Linked DNA regions of Mus musculus: region 1 is linked to region 2. Evidence: chromatin loops called from intact Hi-C (ENCODE). Cell type or tissue: left cerebral cortex. All regions are shown on one strand. Each heading gives the region's core, and the rest is flanking DNA. Links, peaks and the distances in the headings are about the cores only. Region 1 has its middle 75 kb from the start of Gm41649. Region 2 has its middle 26 kb from the start of Msh6.

Region 1 (12,387 bases), core at 2,924-10,923, 72 kb before region 2:
CTGTGAACTCAAGGCTGTGTCACGCCCAGCTCTGGTCACGCAGCGCTTCTCAGAAGAGTAGCCTGATACTTTCTGTCAGCATCTTCCTACATGTTCCAAGTACTGATCAGTGATGATGACTGTGGATTGAGTGATAACAGCGACAGCCTCATTACCACCTGGCTCACCTGCAGACATAGCAGAAAACCAATAGACTCTGGTACTATCAGGGAGGCTAATCCTCCTCACTCTTCTTGTCCATCTTTCCCAGCCATCCTGTTTCCCCTTTATGATTAGTTAAGTCAGGAAATCTTAGTTTTACAATAGATGACAGTACATAATAAATATGTGAATGTTAGCAGTACACGTGAAACCATTTCTTACCAAATTATCCAATCTGTGGTTGTCCCTCCCTTCCCATGTTTGTCCCCTAGCAGACATTACTAATCCATCAGGATTCCGTCTTTCACTGATTCCCTGAGGAGATCTTGGAAACTTTCTTCGTACAGCATTCCAAATAGTCATTATCAACTGATTAGAGTTGGTGCTTAAGATTAAGCTACTCAAGGGCATGAGATGGAGGGCAGAGAAACCTAAATGTTACCAAGTCTGTGATAAGGCACAGGCACACTTTCAACACCACTTCATTTGGAACAAATCGTGACCATGTATCAACCTCCATTCATATACAAATAGGATGCCTAATTCAGAGCACTGGATCATCCCCTAAAACTCCTTTTCCACGAGGCTGAAAGTCAGCTAGCACTCGTGTCACAGTGTTCTCTCTTCTGTAGCCCCCATTCCTGAAGAGCCAAAGACCTCTCTCTAGTTCGGCCATTCTTCCCTTACAAGGCCAAACACTTCTCAGAGGTGCCGAGAAACAACTCACAGGTCCTGTTATAATTATAATTATAATATATTATGTATAATTATAACATATATAATATAATATAATTATAATGCTGCTGTGTAGGCCTGGGGCAGGCTCAGTGATGCAGGTTTAGACTTCAGATGCAAGGCGCTAAGTCAGCTCTTGGTACTCTAAAGAATACCAGATACTTGGAACTATGTGCATGAGTGCATGCGTGTGTGGGCGGGGGAACCCCCCCCAACAAAAGCCCGTGGAACATCATGTATGCTACATCATGTATGCTCCTATATTGCTTCCTGCCCTGTATTAAGAGTCAGGGTCCCTCACGACACCTGGAGGGTGACAGTTTTTGGGTAGGCTGGTGACTAGCACGTCCCAGTGACTTTCCTCTGTGTCCCACCTGTCCGGGAGTTGGGATTGCAGGCATCACACTAGCACTAGGCTTTTCACATGGCTGCTGAGGATTTGAACTCAGTTCCATGCTTGTGCCGCAAGCACCCTTACCCACTGAGGCAGCTTCCCAACTCCCACTTGATGACTTAACAGACAGTGATTTCTCACAGCTCTGGGGGGTGGAAGTTCAATACTAAAATGCTTGTGAGTCTGGCTTTATTCTGAAGCTGCTTCTTCCGGCTTACAAACCGCCACGCTCTTTCTGCCACCGTCACGTGATGAAGCCAGTTTGCTTATCTCGTCATCTAAGGACAAGTCCTATGGGTCTGGGCTGCACCCTTATGACCTCAACTTCTTTAACCATAACTACTTCCTTAAAGGGCCACCATCAAAATACATGGACATTAGCTGGAGTCAGGACATTAGCATTCCTGTGTCACTTCATGTGTCACTGGATGAATACAAACATTTAGTTTATTACCTGAAGGAACAGAACCCTGAGAGAACTTCCCTGTGTGATGGGGTCCCTGAGAAAAGTGAATAGTCTTAGGCAGCTGCGCCTGGCCTAGTGTCAACATGCAAGCAACAAAGGATTTATCTTGTTTTGCTATCATTGTTTTGCTGCTGACAGGAGAAAGCCATTGTCTAATTATGCGCCTCAGCACCCTAGGATTGTGGGGAGAAGTCCATTTTCAATTCTTCTTAACAGCCTCCCTCTGTGGCAATTCTAGCCAATTAAGCCAGCTCCGAGGTTGCATGCAGAGAGGGCTCAGTGCCTGTGCTATATTTAGTACCAGGTGGCAGGTGGACATCAGCTGCAGAGCCCAGCACCACCACTCCTCACCACAGCGTGTCAGGATGACCCCCAAGGGCTTGTGTGGCATTCTGGAGGTGCCACACGCCAACTCTGACACCTCCCTTACTGCCCCAGATGGCTTTGGAAAAGCTACTTCAGTTGGCATGGTGCCTCTTTATGGGCAGTATGCCTTGGGCCTGCAGAAAATATTTGAAATCAGAGTTAAAAAACGCATTGGCTCTCAGAGACAAAAATGTCTAACTTGAAATTAGCAAATATTAAATGCCTATAAAATTTTAATGGTGACCTATGTATATAGCATTCTACTCACATGAATAAGTAGTTTGCTATGATATGTATGTGATTATATGAGCAATGTGGGTAATTTATTTTCAAAAAGCTAAAAATAGAAAAGCTTTCAGAAGCCAGTAAGATGGCTCAGAGGGAAAAGGTGCTTACAACCAAGTGTTCCTCTGTCTGCTCTTTTCCCGGATCCCATCCAAAGATAGAAGTTGAGAGCCAACTTCACAAAGTTGTCCTCTGGTATTCAGCTGTCATATAGCATCATATACCATATACAACAACATCAATAATTAAAGGTTTTGTTAAAAGCAAGACTAGAATCCATCTACCAAGCATGAGTCACAGAACTATGCCAGTGACACCCAGTTTACTCCGGTTACTCCTAAGGTCTATGGGCTTGTCATGTGCACATGCCCACAGTGCTCTTCCTTGGTCCCTTTCCTGTCAGCTGGAGATTGCTACTCATTGAAGGCTTCTCTAAAATAAAATAAAATAAAATAAAAATAAAATAAAAATAAAATAAAAACTTCCAGGAAGAAGCCTGCTTTGACCAGCCTTCAGCCCGATATAGATGTGACTCCTCTTCTCTTTATATGTGTGTGCTCGCACACGCATGCACACACGTGTGCGTGCATGTATGTGCGATGTGTGTGTGTCCATGTGCATGTGTAAGAATGCATGAATGCTTGTGTACATGTATGCATGCTTGTGCAAGTGTGTATGCAGATATGTGCATGCATGCATGCACATGTGTACATATGTGTGTGCATATGTGTGTGCATGTGTGTTAGAACAATGAAATAGGCCTTCCCCTAAAGAGCCTTGTCTAACCTCCCAATGGGAGACCTTCCTGCACTCTAGCCACGGCCCCAAACCCAAGCTGCCCACCGAGCTAGCAGCCTGAGCTAGCCAGACTCTCACCCGAGTGGGAACTACCCAGCGCCTTCTCCCCCTGCCCCTTTTCCCTCTGGCTCGGGGCAGACGTGCAGCAGTCCCCTGCATCCACCCGCCCAGAGACCTAGAGCTCTGGTGGGACATGGGTTATCTCTCCTACCCCCTTTATTTCCCAGTGTCCAGCACCCCACATGCCACAGGGGATTTATAAGTCAGTTATTGACATTTGGTTTTGGCAAGTTGTTTAGGAACCACCACAAGCATAGCAATGATCCCGACAGTGAATTAGAAAGCAGAATCAGGGGCTGGCATGAGGGACACTCTGAATGAGAGACACAGAAGGCAGAGACAGGGGCAGAATTAGAAACTGGCTGGCATTGGGAAAGGAGAGACAAGGGAGAGTTGACACTGCTCCCAAAGGCTGGACGTGAAGGTGAAGAAGTCTCACTGTCTCTGTGATGGTTTGTGTGCCCTCGACCCAGGGGTGGCACTATTAGGAGGTGTGGCCCTACTCCCTGTTGGAGTAGGTGTGTCACTGTGGGTATGGGCTTTAATACTCTCATCTTAGCTGTCTGGAAGACAGCCTTTAGCTAGCTGCCTTTGGAACAAGAGGTGGAACTCTCAGCTCCTCCAGCCCCACGTCTGCCTGGATGCCACCATGTTCCTGCCTTGATGATAATGGAATGAACCTCTGAACCTGTAAGCCAGCCCCAATTAAATGCTGTCCTTTATAAGAGTTGCTGTGGTCATGGTGTCTGTTCATAGCAGTAGAACCCTAACTAAGACAGTCTCCATGCACACGTGGCCCAGGAGCACCTGTTCCATCTCCTCTCAGAATGGAGCCAAGCATCAAGGGATACTCTGGCTCTGAAACCGCTTAGGAAGAAATGGAGCTGTAGACATGCATGGTAATTCTGTTACAGGAACCAAGGGAGCTGTGGCCAGGAAGGCTTCATCTGTGGACATTGCCCAGGTCCTCACCCTCCAGGCTCCTCATCGGGTGTGGTTAAAGCCCAATGCATCACTTTGTCTCCCGTCCTGTGCCTTCCCAGCCCCACATTTATCCATCTTCACTCTAGGTATGTGGCTCCAGGAACCTTAATGACTGCTAATGGTTTCCTTGTTCTTCATAGTATTAAAAGCACACAATAGTCTGGAGAGGAGGCAGGAGCAGTATTGCCCTGGCCAGCTAAGGCTATGGACTGAGCAACCCGGCAGGCAGGCCAGAGGGAGCCTGCAGCTATATCCAATAACCTGTTCAAGGAAGACACCAACACCCACCCGATTCTGAGTTTTAGTATCTTAACCCGACATCTGTTTAATCTTTCCCGGATCTACTTAGTTCTTTGCCTCGAGCTAATTTGCAAGGAAAACAAAACTGTCTGCTCCTCGCTGAGCTGCAGAGATCTGTTATGTCATGCAACAGAGTAAAAGCAGCGTTATGTCCCCAGTAATTATTTGTTTGTTGTTGCTGTTTGTTGTAATTTTGGTTTTTGAAACAGGGTCTCATTAGCCATCTATCCCTGGCAGACCTGGAACTCTCTGTGCAGACTACACTGGCCTCAAACGTGGTCTTCCTCCTCCCTCTGACTTTCCAATGCCAGGAACCTCCACACAAATTCTCATGTTGAAACCTAGTCCCCAGTGTGAGATGTTAGAAGGTGCACCTTTGGGAGGCTGTCCCCTCTTGGATAGGATTGGCAACATTACAAAGGGCTCCTTCACCTACTTCCACCAGCTCTCCAGCAAAAACCTGGTTGGTGCCCTCACCAAACATCAGGGTTGTTAATGGTTGATGTTGAACTACCCAGTGTAAACGGATGGCATGACCCTTCCATGGTATGGTTAAGGGGATGGTTTTTATTGTAGACATAAGGGAGGGAGCATCCAGCGGCATCTGGAAGAATGCAGAGAAGAAGTAGTAGACTGAACATGGCCAGCAGGATGGACCTGGCCAGGAGAGAAGCATGCACACAGAGAGGGAGGAACAGAGAGAGAGGGAGAGTGGGGAAGTGGGGAGGAGGGAGGCAGAGAGAGCCTAGCCAGGTCATAAGGAGGGTGAGGAGCTAGGGAGAGAAGCCCGTGAGCTGGAGGAGTTTAGGGAAGAGGAGGCGGAGAGCTGGGGCGCTAGCATGGCCTGTGATCACAAGCTCTGAACTATGATAACGGTTGATCTGATACGTGGTGGCTAAAGGAAAGTGGGTGGGTAGTGCACACAGTGTGGGCACACCAGGCCAGGTACACACAGCGTGGCCTCACCAGGCCAAGGGATGATCAGAAGAACAGAGAGGGCAAGTATAATACAATGAGCTATTTTGAGAGACCATGAAGAGAGATTACATTCACCTAGCACCCTGTTTACAGTATATTTATCGTGGGCGCGCTCTGTCAGACACATGAGTGCTATTTATCTTTCTATTTGTTGTCAGAAGATCCAGTAGCTTCATTGGCAGCAATCTGTCAGGTAGTCACACTGTCCTTGCCCTTGTGGTCCGACACACATTCTTTTATTCTTCTCTTATCACTAACAGTAACCCTTAGATCATACATCACATACAGTGGAGGGCGGGGGTGGCTGGGTGTAGGAGAGGGAACATATTTCCAGAGACAGCCAGACATATGTTTATGGAATTCCTGTAAGAAGTCGGAGTGAAGAGTTTTGAGAAACCAAAACTGGGAAGCTGAAATCAATGGAGAGGCAAGGTGCAAGGTGAGTAGATAGAGCTGGTCACCTGGGGTAGAGCAGGACCCTGGGGACAGAGCAGGTCACCAGGGCTGGAGGGTGCTACTGTAGGGCTGGCTGCTGCTGACTCACGGTTAGAGGCGGAGCTTCGGAGCTGAGTCTGGCTGCAGAGGAGACAGGCAACAGTGGGGACTGAGCTGAACTGGAAGTCCCTGGTACAGTGGAGAGTTCTCTACTATTTTGTCCCCTGATACACAGAGGATGGTCACCTAACAGACTGTGAGTTGGGGGGAGGGGTATTGTAAGACAGAATTCCTCTTCAGATAAAGGAGCTCTGCCTCAGGACATCCCTGAGCCCGGTGTGTCCAGAGTGCGATTTTAACACACTCACATGCTCCTACAATCCCAGTTCACCTTGACAAGTGTACAGGGTGACACCCTTTCCACACTCAGGGATAAAACCTCCATCAGTCTGTCCTTCAACACTGGTGATGCCACATGCCCGCCAAGGTAGAGCCAACCTTCTCCAAAATGAACTCTCTCAGGGCGAGGCACAGCCCGAAGACCATGGGAGAATCATGCGGGGCAGGTGCGGTCTGCACTCAACAGTATTGTTACAGTGACCCTAGTTCCTGATCAATCTGTGTTGAATTCATTATTGTTTATATATTTAGTGTTTGATTCTTGAGAGAGGGTCTTGCTATGTAGCCCAGGCTCACTACCTAGGACTCACTATGTAGTCCAGGATGTCCTGGAACTCAGGGTAACCCTCTTTGCTTTGCGTTCAGGGTGCTGACATTACACCTTCCTGTGCCTAACTTAAACATTAAACTTTATCATAGGTATGTATTTTTTTTAAAAAACCACAACATATGTACTATCTGTGACATATGTAGTGTCTGAATCCCCGAGGATGAGGGGACTTGTTCCTGTCCATCTCATCTGTGGAATGGTGGGAGGAGCGCCTCCCAGATGATGGAGAGAACTCAAAGCTCAGGAGCTGGATGGCAGTCCTGGTGTAAAACAAGGGCGTCCACCCTCGACGCGACTGCCGGTTGCCTGGGGGAAATACTTGAAAAGAAAAAGTCTGCTTTTTTGGGGCCTGCCTGGGCTTTTGTTAATAAATTTCCAGTAGGGCGCTTCCGCCACTTGCCTTTTTTTAGAGACGTGAAGAAAGGAGAATTGAAAACATTTCCTATGTTGAAATGAAAGGCACTATTTAATCTTGTCACCATCTGCCTTCGCTCCAGGCTGAGAGCCTGCAGGCCTGGCTGCCTGTTTCCTAGCGACAGGACAGACACACCTTCCCCATTAGAGACACAGCAACTGTAGACAATGCCCTTGCTCCCCCGGGACCTGGAGTGTGGCCTGGCTGGCCCTGGACACTTTCCTTCAAGCAAAGAAACCACTCTAGCTTCCTTCTCGCGGGTCACACAGCAGCAGGCCTAGCCTTTAATTAACTCGAGAAGTTCCTGTGTAGTCTTCAGAACCCAGGTTCTCTCTTCCGCTGACGCTTCACTTCTGGGAGATCCACAATGGTGTGTTCTCGGGGCGCATTCTTTCTAGAAGCTCTGAGGGAGGCTCTGAGCTGTGCGGCCTGGGTCTTAACTCCCACTGGCTCCGGCGCTCTCTGACGCCCCCTGGCTTGCAGACAGGGGGCGCCAACTCTCCATCCTCAGGCAGCTTTTCCTTCCTGTGACTGTGTCTTTCCTGTCCCTTCTGGGGACATTCGCGTAGATTTAGGGCACAACCTAATCTGTGTTGTGTGTTCATCACAACAGTCTTATTTAATTACATCGACAGAGTCCTTGATTCTAAATAAGATCACATCCTGAGGTTCCTGGTGCCATAGCCTTTGGGAAGCCAGAAACTAACCCATGGCAGAGGCCTGTCATGTCACCTGCAGCTCTTTTTTTTTTGTGGGAGAAAGGGTCTGATAAGTAAATGAGAAAGGGCATGACCATTCTAGGTATTGTTGTAGAGAGGTTCTTATGGTAGATATGAGGAAGAAGGACCAAGAGAAGACCCAAGAGAGCAAAGATGGCCAAGAGCGGAAGAACCAAGAAAGCACGGCCTAAATGGCAGGTTTATGTAGAAAGGAGAAGCTAGAGGAAGGGTAGTTTAGGGAAGGGGAGGGGAGGGGAGGGGAGGGGAGGGGAGGGGAGGGGAGGGGAGAGTTTAGGGCAGAGAGTAGGGGTAGGGAATGGAGGATGGGGTTGGGGTGGTGAGAAATGCAGAGATACCAGGACTCTAACAGGAGCTTGGTGAGAACAGAGAGCGCCTGGAAGCCTGGGTTGTTAAATAGACACCGCTGTTAGCCATTTGTCCTGAGTTTTGGGGGGAGGAGCTGACAATAAGCTGCTTATTAGGTGGCTTTACCTCTTGACCCATAACTAATGTGTGCATATATTTAAAGCCAAGCTTGGGAGGGCAGGACACTGCCTGTAAATGTAGCCCTAACCCTCACGGCAGGAATCCAGACTGGTCATTGCCTCGAGCAGTGGTTCTCAGCCTTCCTAATGCTGCAACCCTTTAACACAGTTCCTCACGTTGCAGTGCCTCCAACCATAAAGTTATTTTCATTACTACTTCATAACTGTAATTTTGCCACTACTGTGATCATGATCTGACATGCAGGGTATCTGATGTGTGACCCTGTGAAAGGGTCATCTTCTGACGATCTGCCAGCTGAGGGTCAGCCACCCCGTCTAGCTCTGCTATGCCATGGGGGATAAGAACCTGCATAGCTCGAACAGCAGGGCTCCCCTTGGACCCTTCTGCCTTTGTAGCAGCATGGTGATCAGCTGCGTGCCTCACGGGTGATTCAGGCCCACCTGGGAATAGAGACCATGAAAGCTCCTGACCCCTGGCAGGGACCCTCCCTCTGTATAGTGTCCATGTGTTTGTTTTTTAGGATGGTGGGAATTGAACCCACAGTCTCCTGCTTATAAAGCAAATGCTGTCCAGCTGAGCTGTACCCCAGCCCCTCTCCCTCTTGGTCTTCTTGTCTGGATACAAAGCAACCACCTACAGCAGCTGAAACAGACTGAAAGCCTCCAGTCCCCAACTGTCCTCACCAGTGGCTGAAACCTGACCTTCTAAAATCTACTCCTTTTGGCTCAGTACATCAACAGGCTGGGTAGGGTGCAGGCTCTGTATGCTTGACAGCTTATATTTTGTTCCCAGTACCTAAGGTAAATCAAATGCAAAAACAAAAAGAAACCTTCAGGACTATTGTAGGCATTTTTTGACTAGGGATTACAGCCTCATTCAGAAGGAACAAAGGATGTTTTATGGAAATTTCTCCTCCCACGTGGTCTCCCAAGTACTCAGACCTCCCTTGAAGCCACTGCTGTGATGGTATCTCAGCCGTCTGCAGCCTTCGTGTTCTCAGAGACACACATGCACTCATGCACACACACATAATTGGAAGGCAGCCTGCCGGGGTTTGTAGTCTGTGTTTGGGGGGTCCTTCTGCTTCAGTGGTAGAGGGCCTGCTCCAGCAGAGGCTCCATTGACCTGTGAGCATTGCCCAATTCCAAGACACACAGGCTGTTTTGGATTACTGCCAATGAGGCAGCCGAGGGTAACTTTGAATGCACACCTGCCACACTGGCATGGAAATATGTCTACAGGGTGCACTAGAAATAGCATTGTTAGGCTCATCTCCAGATGCCACGGACCTCCAAGGCCCTCTGGCCCTGGACTGAATGGCATCCCACAAAGGCCGTTTTAAGACGTGGGTGCCGTGCAGGTGGGGATGTGACTTTCATTCACCTTGGCAGGAGCACTCATATGGTTGTTATGCTTCTATTAAAGGTGTGTCCATGAAAGGGCTGCCTCCATGTCTGGCCTGCACAAAGGCTGCTCAGGGTGGCCCAAAACCAAAGGCTGCAGGCCTCTGCTCTTTCTCCAGTTCACTCTGCCCTGCCCTGAGAGACCTTGGCCAACCATTCAACCTCTGTCAGACAGTGGCACATTAATCCTCATTGTTGCCTCTCCTAGATTTGAGAAGAGATAGAAAAATGTGTTCTGGGGCTTTCTGGGAGTCTACAAAGCTACCACATTTTATTTATCAGTAATAGCAATGGCCAGGAAGTGGAGTGACCCCACAACACCCTTCCTACTGCTGTTCCTTCCAAGCTGTCTATCTTCTGCTGGGGTGTGGAGCAGAGGGTGTGTGTGTGTGTGTGTGTGTGTGTGTGTATGTGTGTGTGTGGTGTCACCACTGAGGAAACACCTTCCATTCTAAGATTACTTGTGGGCTGCACACACCCAAAAGTCCAAGGACCATCACTGTCTGCCACGGTTGGATGGGGTGGGGTATGTCTCTGAGACTTTTCAACCTGGAATCTCAGGTGCCAGCAGCTAACAGTTTCTTGACACGTGTTACATGCTTCATCCTGTGTTTCTTGATCACAGTCTTGCTTACAGCAGGTTTAAGCAGGAAAAGAATCTGGTGGTATTTGTGGGGTAGCTCACAGAATCACTTCAGTTAAATATACAGCTTGCAGCTCAGAAATTAGGAGCGCAGCTCAGGGTGAGGCAGCAAAGTCCTAACAGGCAGAGACACTGATGCGACTACCCTAGACATGGACACCAGACACTAAGAGGACTGGCTACCACAGACTGTCTTCCAATGCCTTACTTCTTGAAGTTTATTTACTTATCTTATGTACAAGTGTCTGTGTGTGTACACACACACACACACATACACACACACACACACACACATATATATATACACATATATACATATATAGACACATACATATATAGACATATACATACATATGCATATATACATACATACATACATACATATATATACATAGCTCACAGAATTTGAGCTATTGCTTGTATATGTTTTGGCTTATTGCTTGTATTATGTTAATTGGGTTCTTAAAATTACGTGGGGATTCACACGTCTGCCTGTAAGATGCAGAAGGTCCCCGCCCCCAGTTGGCTTTGATTGGTAAATAAAGTTACCAGCAGCCAACAGCCTGGCAGAGAGACAGAGGAGAGACTTTTAGGAGAGATGCAGGAGAGAGAAAGAAAGGCAGAACCATCATGCTGGGAAGCAGAAAGATCAAGTGTGAGAAGCAGAAGAGAGACAGCCAACATGTAAGAGTTGGAGATCGTGGCTCAGTGGGGCTGCAGGCCTGGGTCTGGGGTGGCCAAGATGGAATATAAGTTTAATTTCAGTAAGTGATAATTCAGGAATATCGGAGGGGAGAGTGTGTTAGCTTCAGGGAAGTTTGGAAGTGCCCAGCCATTGAGTTGTTTAAGGCATAGTAAACATAAGGCTGTGTGTGAATGTGTACGTGTGTGTGTGTGTGTGTGTGTGTGTGTGTGTCTTTCATTTGAGAATCCACAACATTGGGGCAGTAGCAAGGAAGTTGCACCTCCACCACTGGACAAGTAGAGCTGATTAATCAACTACCACTACACACACACAAAAGCATGTGTGCACACATGTGTACATGCACTCATACACACACACACATGTGCATGTGAGTGTGTGTGTGTGCAGTGCCAGTGGAGGCAAAGGATGTCAGATTCCCTGGAACTGAAATTAGAGACTGTTGACTGTTGTGAGCTGCCATGTGGGTGCTGGGAAATTAAGTTGCTCCTAACCACTGAGCCATCTCTCCAGCCCCATGTGCCCTATCTTTTAACCCTTCACAAGTGTGCCCCTGAAAACTTATGGAGGGGATTCCCAGTCCTCGGGAAGGGGGAGCAGAGAGGTAACTGTTTATAGTCAGCGTGCATAAGGACTCTGAGGCCTGCCTCCCTAGAGCATCCCCTGACTGTGAAGGGATACAGGCCTTTGCATGAAGCAGGGCCACATGCAGGGCCACCGAGATCTTTATTCTGCTACCTCTACAGATGCATCCTGACAGTGCGGCTCCCAAAGCCTTGGGATTTTTTTTAAACTCAGCTTGATAACCAAGAGCTTTCTGAATCTACTGAATTATACCCCAAAGCCAATACTGATAGATCCCTAGAAGCAAGCCTTTGGGAGAGAAAAATGGGAGGCAAAAACTGCTTGGCCTGTGGCAATGCTAACATACCTGTCCTTAAGGACTACAGAGCAGGTGAGCCTAGGGTCTCACTTTGAAACCCTGACAGAAGAGGACACTAGATGAAGAATTTGACATACCAGAGGCAGTACTCTGTGCCTTGACCGCCTTCTTTGGAAGAAGACCCTTATTACTAGCCCACCCACCTATACGCCAGTTCTAGGGTGGGTTAAGGGCCTGGAGCTGCTTTCTTTGTCCTCATGGGTGGTTTCAGCTGGATCTCTGTTCAAGCTGAACTCTCTGGGGGCCAAGAAGGGCCTGACGAGCCATGAAGATAGGGCAGAGAATACCATTTCCCCATTCCATCCTTATCAGCACTGTGAACTCTGTTCATGCCAGACAGACAGGCAGATACTGTGAGAGCTGGCAACTCAACCCCACTAGG
Region 2 (12,387 bases), core at 2,778-10,777:
ACTGACCATACTTCAAACTGAGCAAACGAAACCCTTTCTTCTCTAAGTGGCTTTCATCGGGCATTTTGGCACAGTAAGACAAGTGACTAACACAGCATCTGAACTCTGGTGCCTACTGGACTGAAAAGATGTAGGCAAGTCTTTCCAGCGTAAGAACAGAGGACAAAAAGCATCACTGGGCTCCACATTTCTTCCATTTCCTGGTCTGACTCGGAAAGAAGTGTACTGCCAGCAACCAACGTGAGCCTGCGTTTAGAGAGTGCTGAAGGTGGAAAGAAGTGTGCCCACAGTAGAGACCCTGAGCCCAGGGGATTGGGATGAAACCTAGGCTGTGAACCCACAGAGCCTCCCCCATCCTCCTGGAGCTGATTTCCCTCCAGCTGTGTCTCCGCAGCAGCCCACAGCTGCCTCTGGTGGAAGGCAGTCCTCCTTTTCTCCTTCACATACTGTGTCCGTCTTCATTCCCTCCCGAGTTATCATTAAGTCTAGAAATCCTCTGGAGAAATCACTGTAATCTCTTCAGGGTTGTGCTACAACCCCCGAATGTATTGAGGTGCACCCAGATAATACTTGAGCACTGAAAGAGGAACAATGAATGAGCTGCTGAAAAGCTCAGTTGCTGCTTAGCATGAATGTGTATCTCTCTCCAGCAGTGGCCAGTGGGAGTCAGCGGTGGCAGATGTCTGGCTGACAGGTTTAGCCTCCTGCTCTTCTGGTGTACTTTACTCATCTCTGTTGCTCTGACCAGACTGCTGCTGGCTGTGATGTCACCATTGTGCCAACAGTAAGTCACAGTGAGGTGGTAGAAATACTTACCAGACCAAATTGAGGTAAAGGTTTCAATAAGCAGTCTGTTATTAAACAGACATAAATATAGTAGACCAGTTCTCACACTCTGCTGAGAAGGAGGGAGGCTCCTTTTGTGGCAGTTAAGAAGAGCTACATGGCTTTGGTCATGGGACATTTGAGTGGGGTAGAATTTGAATAGCTAAGAGGAGGGCAGCTCGCTATCTTGTTAGGTGGTGTCTTAAGGGTTCCATTGCTGTGAAGAGACACCATGACCATGGCAACTCTTATAAAGGACAACATTTAATTAGTGTTGGTGTATAGGTTCAGAAGTTCAGACCAGCCTGGCGAGGTGGCACACGCCTTTAATCCTAGCACTCAGAAGGCAGAGGCAGGCAGATTTCTGAGTTCAAGGCCAGCCTGGTCTACAAAGTGAGTTCCAGGACAGCCAAGGCTACACAAAGAAATCCTGTCTCGAAAACAACAATAAAAAAAAAAGAAAAGAAAAGAAAAGAAAAAGAAAAAGAAAGAAAGAAGTTCAGTCCATTATCGTCATGGCGGGAAGTGTGGCACTGTGCAGGCAGACATGGTGCTGGAGGAGGAGCTGAGAGTTCTACATCTGGATCTGCAGGTGAAAGACCCACAATGTGAGGACTCCCCCACGTTCTGACTCAGGAGAGGCAACACCTCAAACCACTCACGAGAAACGGTCTTGCTGCAAACTGCAAGAGGACTTTTATTCAAGAGCACTCTCGGGCCCACAGTCATACACCACACAGGGGTAGAGGACCATGGTGCCCCGAGTAGCTGGGTAAGGGGGTATTTAAAGGAAGAAACCACAACTCAAGGAGGTGGGGAGGGCGTTGTTGGAAAATACCAAAAATACCAGTTAAGAGTCACAGGAAGTGCAAAGTCACAAGAGTCACAAGGAATACCTGGTAATTGTGCGGGTTATTTCTCAAGACAGTTTCTAGAGCCCCTAACAATAGCACATTTGCATAGCGGGTTCCAGCAATGGTCAGGGTAGGTCAGGGTGACTTTCTTTGAATGAACACTCCTTGAACACAGGAAGCGGGTGGGTAAAGGAACGCCACTATCTGTTTTATGATAACATACCTTGGAGCATTGAGTCATAGAGGTCACATTCTCAAGCCTGGGCCTAAAGGCCTAGAAATTTGCTTTTACGTTATATTTTTTCACAGGCAAGAGAAAGTGACTGTGATACGCTTCCTCCAACAAGTCTAACGAGGCCACATTCCCCAATGGAAAGCCCAACCAACCCTGTTTTTGAAGAAACTCCATTTTGTGCAAAATTAGGGGCTAAACTTCAGTTCCAGGAAGAAAAATCACAAAGTCCACTAGAGCAGGCATCTTATGACACCCCCCTCCCCCTTAGCAACAGCCAGTCAGGCTATAATAGCAGGATCAGGGTACATAGAGATAGCCTAAGGCCTTCTGCAGAGAATAGATAGCTTAGCCACCCTGTTCATCAGGTGGTTTTGTCCCCATGTTCAGTTCCTGGAGATGACACCAGAAATGCAGTTTTTAAAATACTAACTTGCTGACCCCTATGGAAATTCTCCAAGCTTGCTGTAACCACAATAATTACTCATGTCTCACTGCTATGGGGACAGTGAGAGACCTTGCTCTTGAGTTCATAATAGAGACCCTTATGTGTTTACATCAGAATTGGCTCCTCGGTGGTCTTTGGGGTCCCCATGACTTAGTCATGACACTAGCAGTGCCATTCCTATGGGCCAACCATTTAAATACATGAGTGTATGTATGGAGCCATCCCTATTCAAACCACCACAGGTGGTTAAAACCCCCTTTGTCCTTCCTCTAGATCTGCCATTTGGGGTGAGGCACCAGGGGCTTTGGGAGGCGGGCTCCGACTGTTTGTATGAGACATTTATACAGGTCAGAGTCAGTGGGCTCCGAGCAGTCCGTGTCTGCTTGTTAGAGGGCGGAGGAGGAGGATTGTCATTTTTGGCCGCTAATTTTGTCTTTTCGTTTGCTGCTGCCTTTGCCAAAGGCTCTAGAAAACCTCCTTTAGGACAGTGGGTTTTCCTTAGATCCTTGTTAGGGTTCTTACAATAAATGTAAGAAATGTAAGTAAATCCTGTAAGAAAAATCACAGGAGTGGGTAGCTAGGTGGGATGTTCTGGAGAGGGGCCAGCTCCCGCTTCTATTTCCTGTTCCCGCTGCTGATCTTGATGGCTCTGTTCGCTTGCTTTGCTTTCTATCGCCATCTCCTGTAGATCAGGCCTGGCCTTGGTCTTGAACTCCTGATTATGTGCCCCCGCCCTGCCTCCACCCTGTAAGTGCTTTTAAATTTTCAGGTTCTCTACTTGTTCCCATCACCTTAGCTGAGATGACTCCTGCACAGAAAATATTCATGGAGCAGAATTTCATCACACAAAAACTCAATAGCAGTAATGTCCCCTACTGTAGATTCTGCTGGCAGCTGGACGCCATGCTATCTTTGGGTGTTTCCTTTTTCACTTTTTCCATCGGTTAGGTGGAAATGGACTTGGGGTCGGTCCACCTTTAGTCTAAACATTAGTCATTAATAGGAAGAACAAAAGAAACTATGAAATTTTCAAGTAGAGAAAAAGAGGCTTGTTTGTTTGTTTGTTTGTTTTTCACGGGGTTTCATGTAACCTAAGCTGACCAGCGATTCCCCTGCCTTCCTAGTATTGGGATGCCAGATCTGCATTTCAACGCCTACTTTTTGATGCTTTGTTGTCTGCTCTCAAGGACCCGGAATTGAGCTGTACACTCCTGGAGATAATCAATAAGCTCTACTTTCCCAGAGCAATAACGAAGTGTCTCTAGTTTATTAAACTTGCCTGATCTGAGCTAGCAGTTGCTGAGACCTGGAAATTGTTCCTGGAAGGGATAAGTCGTTAGAGCAAGGAGACAGATTTATTTGAAAACCAACAAACCAAAGATGGAGTCTCTTCGTAGGTATTCTACTGCTGTGAAGAGACACCATGACCACAGCAATTCTTTTTTTTTTTTTTTTTTTTTTTCCGAGACAGGGTTTCTCTGTGTAGCCCTGGCTGTCCTAGTACTCTGTAGACCAGGCTGGCCTTGAACTCAGAAATTCACCTGCCTCTGCCTCCCAAATGCTGGGATTAAAGGCGTGCGCCACCACGCCCGGCCTTTCTTTTTTTTTTTAATTTTTATTTATTTATTATATGTAAGTACACTGTAGCTGTTTTCAGACACACCAGAAGAGGGCATCCGATTTCATTACAGATGGTTGTGAGCTACCATATGGTTGCTGGGATTTGAACTCAGGACCTCCAGAAGAGTAGTCAGTGCTCTTAACTACTGAGCCATCTCTCCAGCCCCGACCACAGCAATTCTTATAAGGACAACATTTAATTAGAGCCGGCTTACAGTTTCAGAGGTTCAGTCCATTATCATTGTGGCATGATGCAGGCAGGTGTGGAAGCAGTATACTGAGCCACATCCTGATGTGAAGGCAGAGAGAGAGAGAGAGACCAGGGCTGGCTTGGGTTTTTGAAACCTCAAAACAAAAAACAAAAAAAAAAAACAAAACAAAACAAAACAAAAAAACCAACTCCAGTGACATACTTCCTCCAACAAGGCCACACCTACTAACCCTTCTAATCCTTTCAAATAGTAACCCTCCCTGGTGACTAAGTGTTACCGACTGAATTGATCAACACATGAACCTACAAGGGTTATTCTTATTCAAACTACCACACAGTGCTATCACTTACAAAACTATGTTGGGGGACCCAGAGACAGAGAGAGCTTTTATTGGGAGAGAAAGGGGGAACCTGGAAGCAGACAGAAAGGAGAGTTGCTGTGTGGAGTCTACACCCTCCACAGTATACATCTTTTCTTTTCCACAAGAATATCCTGAGAGGACAGCTGACCTTTGTTGCCCAAGCCACTCTAGTTCCTTAAACAAACACATCATTTATTTCCCTTCGAGTTAAACATTATTCTACTTCTAATTAAAGAACAACACTCCAACACGCTCAGCCCATTTTCTGGTCTTATTGAAGACCATTAGATATATATTAGGTTCTGTAAATCTAGCGAAAACTTACTGATGAGTACATTTTTTACAGTTTGCGATTGGAGCTTCAGGAGCTTGGGCTCTGGCAGCCCCAGAAGGCTAGGATGGATCCTCCATCCATCATATCAATTAAAGGAACATGGTAGAGAAAACAGACAAAAGAGGTTTATCGTCTTTGTTTTCCTTTCGTTTCTCTCTCTCTCTCTCTCTCTCTCTCTCTCTCTCTCTCTCTCTGCAGAGTGTTACTATGTAGCTCTGGTTGGCCTAGAATTCACTATCTAGATCAAGCTGTCTTCAAAGTTACAAAATATCAACCTGCCTCTACCTCTCAAGTGGTAGGATCAAGAGTGTACCACCATGCGAGACTTTTTTTCAATGTGGCCACATTAGGAGACAAAGAAACAGCCCAAGAAAAAGAACAGTGACCCACACATCCATATACAACATACACACAAAGAGTGAATGTGTATGAAGGGATGTCAGAGGACAACTTGGAGGAATCACCTCCTTCCACCATGTGGGTCATCTGGCTGATGGTAAATGCCCCTACCAGCAAATCATTTAGGTTTAAACAGAGGATGGATTCTGGCAAGGGTCAAGGTGCAGCAGTGCGCAGACCTGGCTGGCCTAGAATCTGCTATCTAGATCAGTCTGGCTTCAAACTCACAAAAAATGGATCTACCAAGGTCAGGAGTCTTGATCGAGGTGTGGCCCTGCCTGCCACCCTTTCAGTCTGAGTTCTGCAAAAGTGGTCAGAAGGTCTTATCTGAGGGGACAGGTCAGTTCTCGGGTGATGGCTACCCCCGCGTCCTCTGGAGGAGGGGTCTGCGCACTGAGCTTCTACTTCTCCTGGGAGCCAGGATGACTGCAGGTTTCGGAGCAACTTCAGTGTCCTCTGCGAAAGTAAAGGGGATGGAGACACACGCAGAGATGGCGTCCTGCCTTCAGTCACCTGTGGGCTCACACGAGAAGTCAGGACAAAAGCGGCTTCTCGGGGGCTGTTTCAAAACCGACACAAGGCAATACTGAACACAGCATTCAGCTTGTTCCCACTGACGAGGCCCGTCAGACCTGCCTAGGCCTCATGAGCAGCTGGAGGCCAGAGAGAAAAGCATGACCTATGATGGTTATCTCAGTGAGGACTTGATGAGATTTACTCAGACTGAAGGCCGCAACTTGAGGGTTTGGAGGCCAGAAGTTTGAAATTGTAGGTTATAAACATTGCTATTTGTTTTTAGTTTATTGTAGCTAGGTATGATTGTATACACCTTTAACCCCAGCCCTTGGGAGGCAGAGGCAGACAGACCTCTGTGACTTTAAAGTCAGCCTGGCCTATAGAATGGGCTCTACGTCAGCCAAGGCTACATAGTGAGAACCTGTCTTAAAAACAAAACAAAAACAAACAACCTAAACAAATATGTATTTTTTATTTTATTTTGTATGCATGTGTGTATAACAGAAGTGAGGGGAGATAGAGAATTCAGATGTAACTGTGTCCCTGAGGTTTATTTGACAGCCTTACTTCTATACCCCGAGTTTGATCTCACATTTCTCTCTGGGACCAGGAAAATATAGGGGTGCTGGCTATTTCAGTAGGATGGGGTCCCAGGAGCCCAAACTGAAAGAGCCAAGTGGAGCTTTAGACGAACCGAGTCTCTGGGTTCACGGCCTGGCGAAGGCTGACCCCTGGTGGCTGCACGGAGCCTTGCAGCTGCAGCCTGCTTAACCTGGCTAGGGCTCTTGCAGACCAAGAGTGGTTGTGAGGAAGGAAGCCAGTAAATGAGGCGGGTTTCGAGCCACATGGTGCTTTTCCAAAGTCTCGGCTAGACAACAAGAGGCAAACATCGTAAACTCATATCACTAGCCTTAGGTAATTCAGGAGCAGTAAGGATGCAAGCCTGGTCCTTGGTCCTGTGAAGGCTCGATGCCCCAGTGTAGGGGAATGCCAGGGCCAGGAAGCGGGAGTGGGTGGGTTGGTGAGCAGGGGGTAAGGGATAGGGAGTTTTTGGAGGGGGAAACCAAGAAAGGGGATGATATGTGAAATGTAAATAAACTGGGCAGTGGTGGCGCACGCCTTTAATCCCAGCACTCGGGAGGCAGAGGCAGGCGGATTTCTGAGTTTGAGGACAGCCTGGTCTACAGAGTGAGTTCCAGGACAGCCAGGGCTACACAGAGAAACCCTGTCTAGAAACAAACAAACAAACAGGAAGGAAGGAAGAATCTAATTTTTAAAAAAGTGAATGTTCTAAACAGTATGAAAAACAAACAACAACAACACTGAAAGCCTGGGAAAGAGTGGGTGAGTTGGTTGGTCAGGTTGGTTTGGTTTGGAACTGCCTGCTTGTTTCTTGAGGCTATGTGTCTCTGTGTAACCATGGAAACCTCCAACTTAAAACTTTGCTGAGGTCTTCCGGTCTCAGGCGCTGCGGGAGCCGCGGGTTACCGTGCAGACGTGGCCAAGTCTAAGAACCACGGCACACACAACCAGTCCCGCAACTGGCACAGAAATGACATCAAGAAACCCCGGTCGCAAAGATACGAATCTCTTGAGGGGGTTGACCCCAAGTTCCTGAGGAACATGCGCATTGCCAAGAAGCACAACAGAAAGGCCTGGAGAAGATGCAGGCCAACAATGCAAAGGCAGTGAGTGCGCGCGCAGAGGCCAACAAGGCCCTCGTGAAGCCTCAGGCCATCAAGCCCAAGATGCCAAAGGGCCCCAGCCGCAAACTCAGCCATCGCCAGGGCTTTCATCGCTCACCCCAAGCTTGGGAAGCAGATTCGAAGCTACATGGCCAAGGGTCGTAAGCGCTGCCAACCAAAGCCCAAGGTTCAAACCAAGGCACAGGCCAACGCTCCAGCTAAGACCCAGGCTTCAGCTCCAGCCCAGGCCCCCAAAGGTGCCCAGGCCCCTGTGAAGGCCCCAGAGAAAAGGCTTCTGCCAGTGTGAAGACAGATGGACTGCTGTGACACACCTACCCACACACTATTTGCAAATGACCAGTGTCCTATGCTGCTTTTACAAATAAACTCAGGCAAGATCTGTTTAAAAACAACAACAAACAAAACAAAACAAAACAAAACAAAACCTTTGCTGAGGATGGTCTTGACCGATCCTCTGCCCAACCCCACCCCACCCTACCCCCAGTGCTGGGACTATACAAGTATGTCCCTCCATGCTCCGCTGTAGACTGAGGGATCTGGCATGCCTGTTATTCTGCGTCCATATATGACAGCCTTTCTCTTTAGGCATGGGGCAGGACACCTGGGATATGAGATGCACTCAGATCAGACAGCCTGACAGTACATTCTCAGGATACATTCCTACTGTTAAGAGATAGGTGATTGTACTCAGAAATGCCCACAGGTGCTATATCTTAGGATACTTCATTTTGAACCCCAACAGCTACAAGCACGGCCCACCTGAGTCTGCCTTGGGAGGCCGCTGAGGAGACAAATCACAAAGAGAGGTAAAGAAACATGTCTTATCTCCCCCCGCAGGCCTGAGGAGACTTACCTGCCGGCTCGCTCTTCAGAACTACAGAGGCCAGTCACTTATAAAGTCACTTGGGTGACTTTACAGAGCTCTCCCCACCATCCTTACAGACCCACTAGCTGCTTTCTCCCCCCCCCCCAGAAGTCAAGCCCCTCCACCCTGATGGCTCTCACAGAAACCTGGCAACCCAACTGTGCTAGGGCCAAGTTTCCCTCTTGGAGCTGCAAGCCCAAGACAAACTTGAATTATAAGTTTTCTCTATTTGAAGATGTATTTTTATTTGTGTAGGTGTCTATGTGTACTGTGTATGTATAAATACCATGATACGTCAGAATAGGAGGGCATTGGATCTTTGGCGACTGAGATTACCGGTGGTTATCAAAGTATCAAATTCTCACAATGAGAGCTGCTCAATGAAGGGTTCCCTGCAAGAGCAACAACTGCTGGTGACTGTTGGAGCCCTGTAACTTTAGTCTTTACAAAACCCGAAGGAGCCATTGGAGCCCCTGGGTAGACAGATGACTCTGAGTTGCCACCGTGTAGGTGCTGGGAATTGAACTAAGTATTCTCGTAGAGAAAAGCCAGTGCTCTTAACCACTGCACAACCCCTCCAGCTCCAACGTTACTCTTCTATAGTGCCTTTCTCTGAGACTACTAGCACATAGGCTAGGTTACATGATATGGGATGTGCTGCCTCACCCTCAAACCTATACAGAGAGAAATTCCCTTTGTGTTGTGGGGCCGAATGAAGGGTCTGTCAAGACAGCGGCCACACTGTCTGCAGAGACCAGCTCTCCTAATGAAGCTGGGTTTTGACCAGAAGCCTTGTTTTTTTCACTTCAGGCTGTGGGGCAAGTGGGGGATCTGGACTGGGCTTTATATCAACGTGACACAAGTTAGAGTCATCTGAGAAGGAGGAGCCTCATCTGAGAAAATGCTTGTTTAAAGATGGGGCTTTAAACAAGCCTGGAGGGCGTTTTCTTAATTAGTGATCACTGTGGGAGGACCCAGCCCACTGTGAGTGGGTCACTCCTAGGCTGTGGTCCTGATTTTTAGAAGAAAACACCCTCAACAAACAATGAGGTGTAATCCAGTAAGCAGAACTCCTTCATGGCTCAGCAACTGCTCCTGCCTGCAGGTTCCTGCCTTGTTTGTGTTCCCATCCTGATCTTTGATGATGAACAGTGATGTGGAGGACTAAGCCAAATAAATCCTTTCCTCCCCACGTTAGTTTGGTCATGGTCTTTTTTTCATAGCCATCACTACTCTAAAACAGAGGTCTAGGTGCTACGTGCTTTGCTGATGAAATGGAGTTCTAAGTTATCAAATTATCACAATGTTTGTCTACTTCAGATACACAGCAGCAAGACAAAAAGGTACATAGTGGCTACAGGCATCTCTATGAGCCTGGGGCCTCCATTCTGGACTGTTCCCATCAACTACTGGCTTCCTGCCTGGGCGGGGAAATCAGTATAGCTAACAGCCCCAGGAAGCACTTCGAATGGGCTGTACGCAAGGGAAATAACCAAGGTACAAAGAAATTACCCACGTATCACCTACCTACTGTCTAAGACACAAAACAACACCTACCTACTGTCTACAACCCCCACATCACCTACCTGATGTCTGCAAAACCCCACATCACTTACCGACTGTCTACAACAGCCCCACATCATCTACCTACTCTCTACAACTCCCACACACGTCACATACCTAATCCATACAGCCTCCCACATCACCTACCTACATCACTTACCTATTGTCTACAACCCAAACACATCACCTTCCTACTGTCTAAAAGCCCATATCACATACCTACTGACTACAACTCCACATACCTACTTACGGTCTACAACCCACACACATCACATACCTACTGTCTAAATAAAACACACCGACATCATCTACATACAGTCTACAATACCCACATCACCTACCTACTGTCTACAACCCCCACACCCACATCTCATGCCAACTGTCTACAACCCCTCACATATAACCTACCTACTGTCTACAATTTCCACACAAATCACCTACCTACTGTCTACAATTTCCACACACATCACCTACATACAGTCTACAACATACCCACATCACCTACCTACTCTCTAAAACCCCACACATCATATACCAACTATCTACAACTTCCACAAACATCACCTACCTACTGGCTAAAAGATCATCACCTACCTAATGTCTAAAGCACCTCCCACATCACCTACCTACTGTCTACAACCCACAAATCACCTACATATTGTCTACAATTCTCACAAACATCATGTAGCTACTGTCTACAACCCCACACATCACCTACCAAATGTACAAGTTGCCGTATCACCTACCTACTTACTATACAACCCCCTACATCACCTACCTATTGTCTCCAAAACCCCCATGACCTACCTACTTTCTCCAACCCCCCTTCACCTACCTACAGTCTACAACCCACCCACATCACCTACCTACTGTCTACAAACACCCCTCACACATCATCTACCTAATGTCTACACCCCCCCATATCACATAACCACTTCCTACAACCCCCCACACATATCAGCTTCCATCTCTATACCACATCTCCCACATCACCTACCTACTGTCTACTACCCCCACATCACTTATCTACTCTCTACAACCCCCCACATCACCCACCTACAGTGTACAACCCACACACATCCCCTACCTGCTGACTACAACCACAAACACATATCACCTACCTATTGTCTCTAACCATCCACACACATTACCTAACTCCTGTCTAAAAAGCCCATATCAGCTACCTACTGTCTACAAGCCAAATCATCATCTACCTACTCTCTATAACCCCTCCCCATCACCTACCTACTGGCTACAATCCCCGCAACACCTATCTACTGTTTATACTCCCTCACATCACCTACATACTGTCTACAACCCTACCACATCATCTACCTACTGTCTACAACCCCCCCACATCACCTACCTACTGTCTACAGCTCCTCCGACATCACCTACATACTGTATACAACCCCCAAATTAACTATGTACTGTCTACAATTCCCAAAAACATCACCTACCTACTGTCTACAATTCTCCCATATCACCTACCTACTTTCTACAACCCCCAAAGCCTACCTACTGACTACAAGCCCACATATCACCTGCCAAATATACAGGTTGCCACATGACCTACCTACTAAACAATCCCCCTACATCACCTACCTACTGTCTCCAAATCCTCCACATCACCTACCTATTATCTACAATCCTCCCATATCACCTACCTAACCCCCACATCACATAACTACTATCTACAATCCCTCCACATCACCTACCTACTGACTACAACACCCCACCTCACCTACCTACTGTCTATAACTCTCCTACACATAACCTACCTACTGTCTAAATCCCCCACTTTACCTACCGTCTACAACCCTACCATATCACCTACATACTGTCTACAACCCCCAATACCTACCTTCTGTCCACAATCCCCACCTCACCTCCCTACTGCCTACAACCCCCCACATCACCTACCTATTGTCCACAAATCCCACACACATCACCTACCTACTGCCTATAACCCCCCACATCACCTATCTGACCCGTCCAGCAGGTCCAGTTATTCGAGGATCTCGAGGGGACCTCCTCCTAATAACCAAATGGGGGGTAGAGAGAGACGAGGGTCTTGTACGAATAACGACACGGAAACCGTTCTGAAGTTGTATCAAGACCCCCATGTATTGAGAAAGGTCCAAGCTTTAAATGCACAAGCAAAAGGGGAAGTGCCTTTTAGCAGGAAGGATGGGGCAGTAGAATTGCACAAGGAAACGAGGAAGTACAGATACTTATCAGCGGGAGGGATGGGGCAATACAAGCAAAAGGAGAAGTACTTATGGGGGGGGCAATAGAAATTCTTTCTTTTGGCAGCTACACGGGGAAGCAGGAACTTGGTGGTATCAGGGTGTGGTCAGGATATCGGTGTTGACCTAGGGCTGGAACATCCCGTGGTTCTCGGAATCCATGTGTTGGTGACCCGCTTTTGACCCCCTTTTCTTCTCAGGGG

What was found. Hi-C counts contacts between places; a loop is a spot of excess contacts. Peaks named below come from ENCODE experiments on the same cell type or tissue, not always from the same donor. Only the 100,000 strongest peaks of a DNase experiment are listed, where the experiment ranks them.
Region 1: it touches region 2 in a loop (5-fold over the local background); 31 of 42 quality-filtered maps call a loop at or near these places.

What each region holds. Positions count from the first base shown.
Region 1 is chr17:87,870,432-87,882,818 of GRCm38, forward strand. No RefSeq gene overlaps it. Among named protein-coding and RNA genes, the nearest start is that of Gm41649, 75 kb to the left of the region's middle. In left cerebral cortex, for the core only: a CTCF peak has its summit at 7,579; DNase peaks (open chromatin) are centred at 5,845, 6,029, 7,166, 7,470 and 1 more place; H3K27ac peaks cover 307 bases.
Region 2 is chr17:87,942,629-87,955,015 of GRCm38, forward strand. No RefSeq gene overlaps it. Among named protein-coding and RNA genes, the nearest start is that of Msh6, 26 kb to the right of the region's middle. In left cerebral cortex, for the core only: a CTCF peak has its summit at 6,545 (motif pointing left); DNase peaks (open chromatin) are centred at 2,890 and 6,540.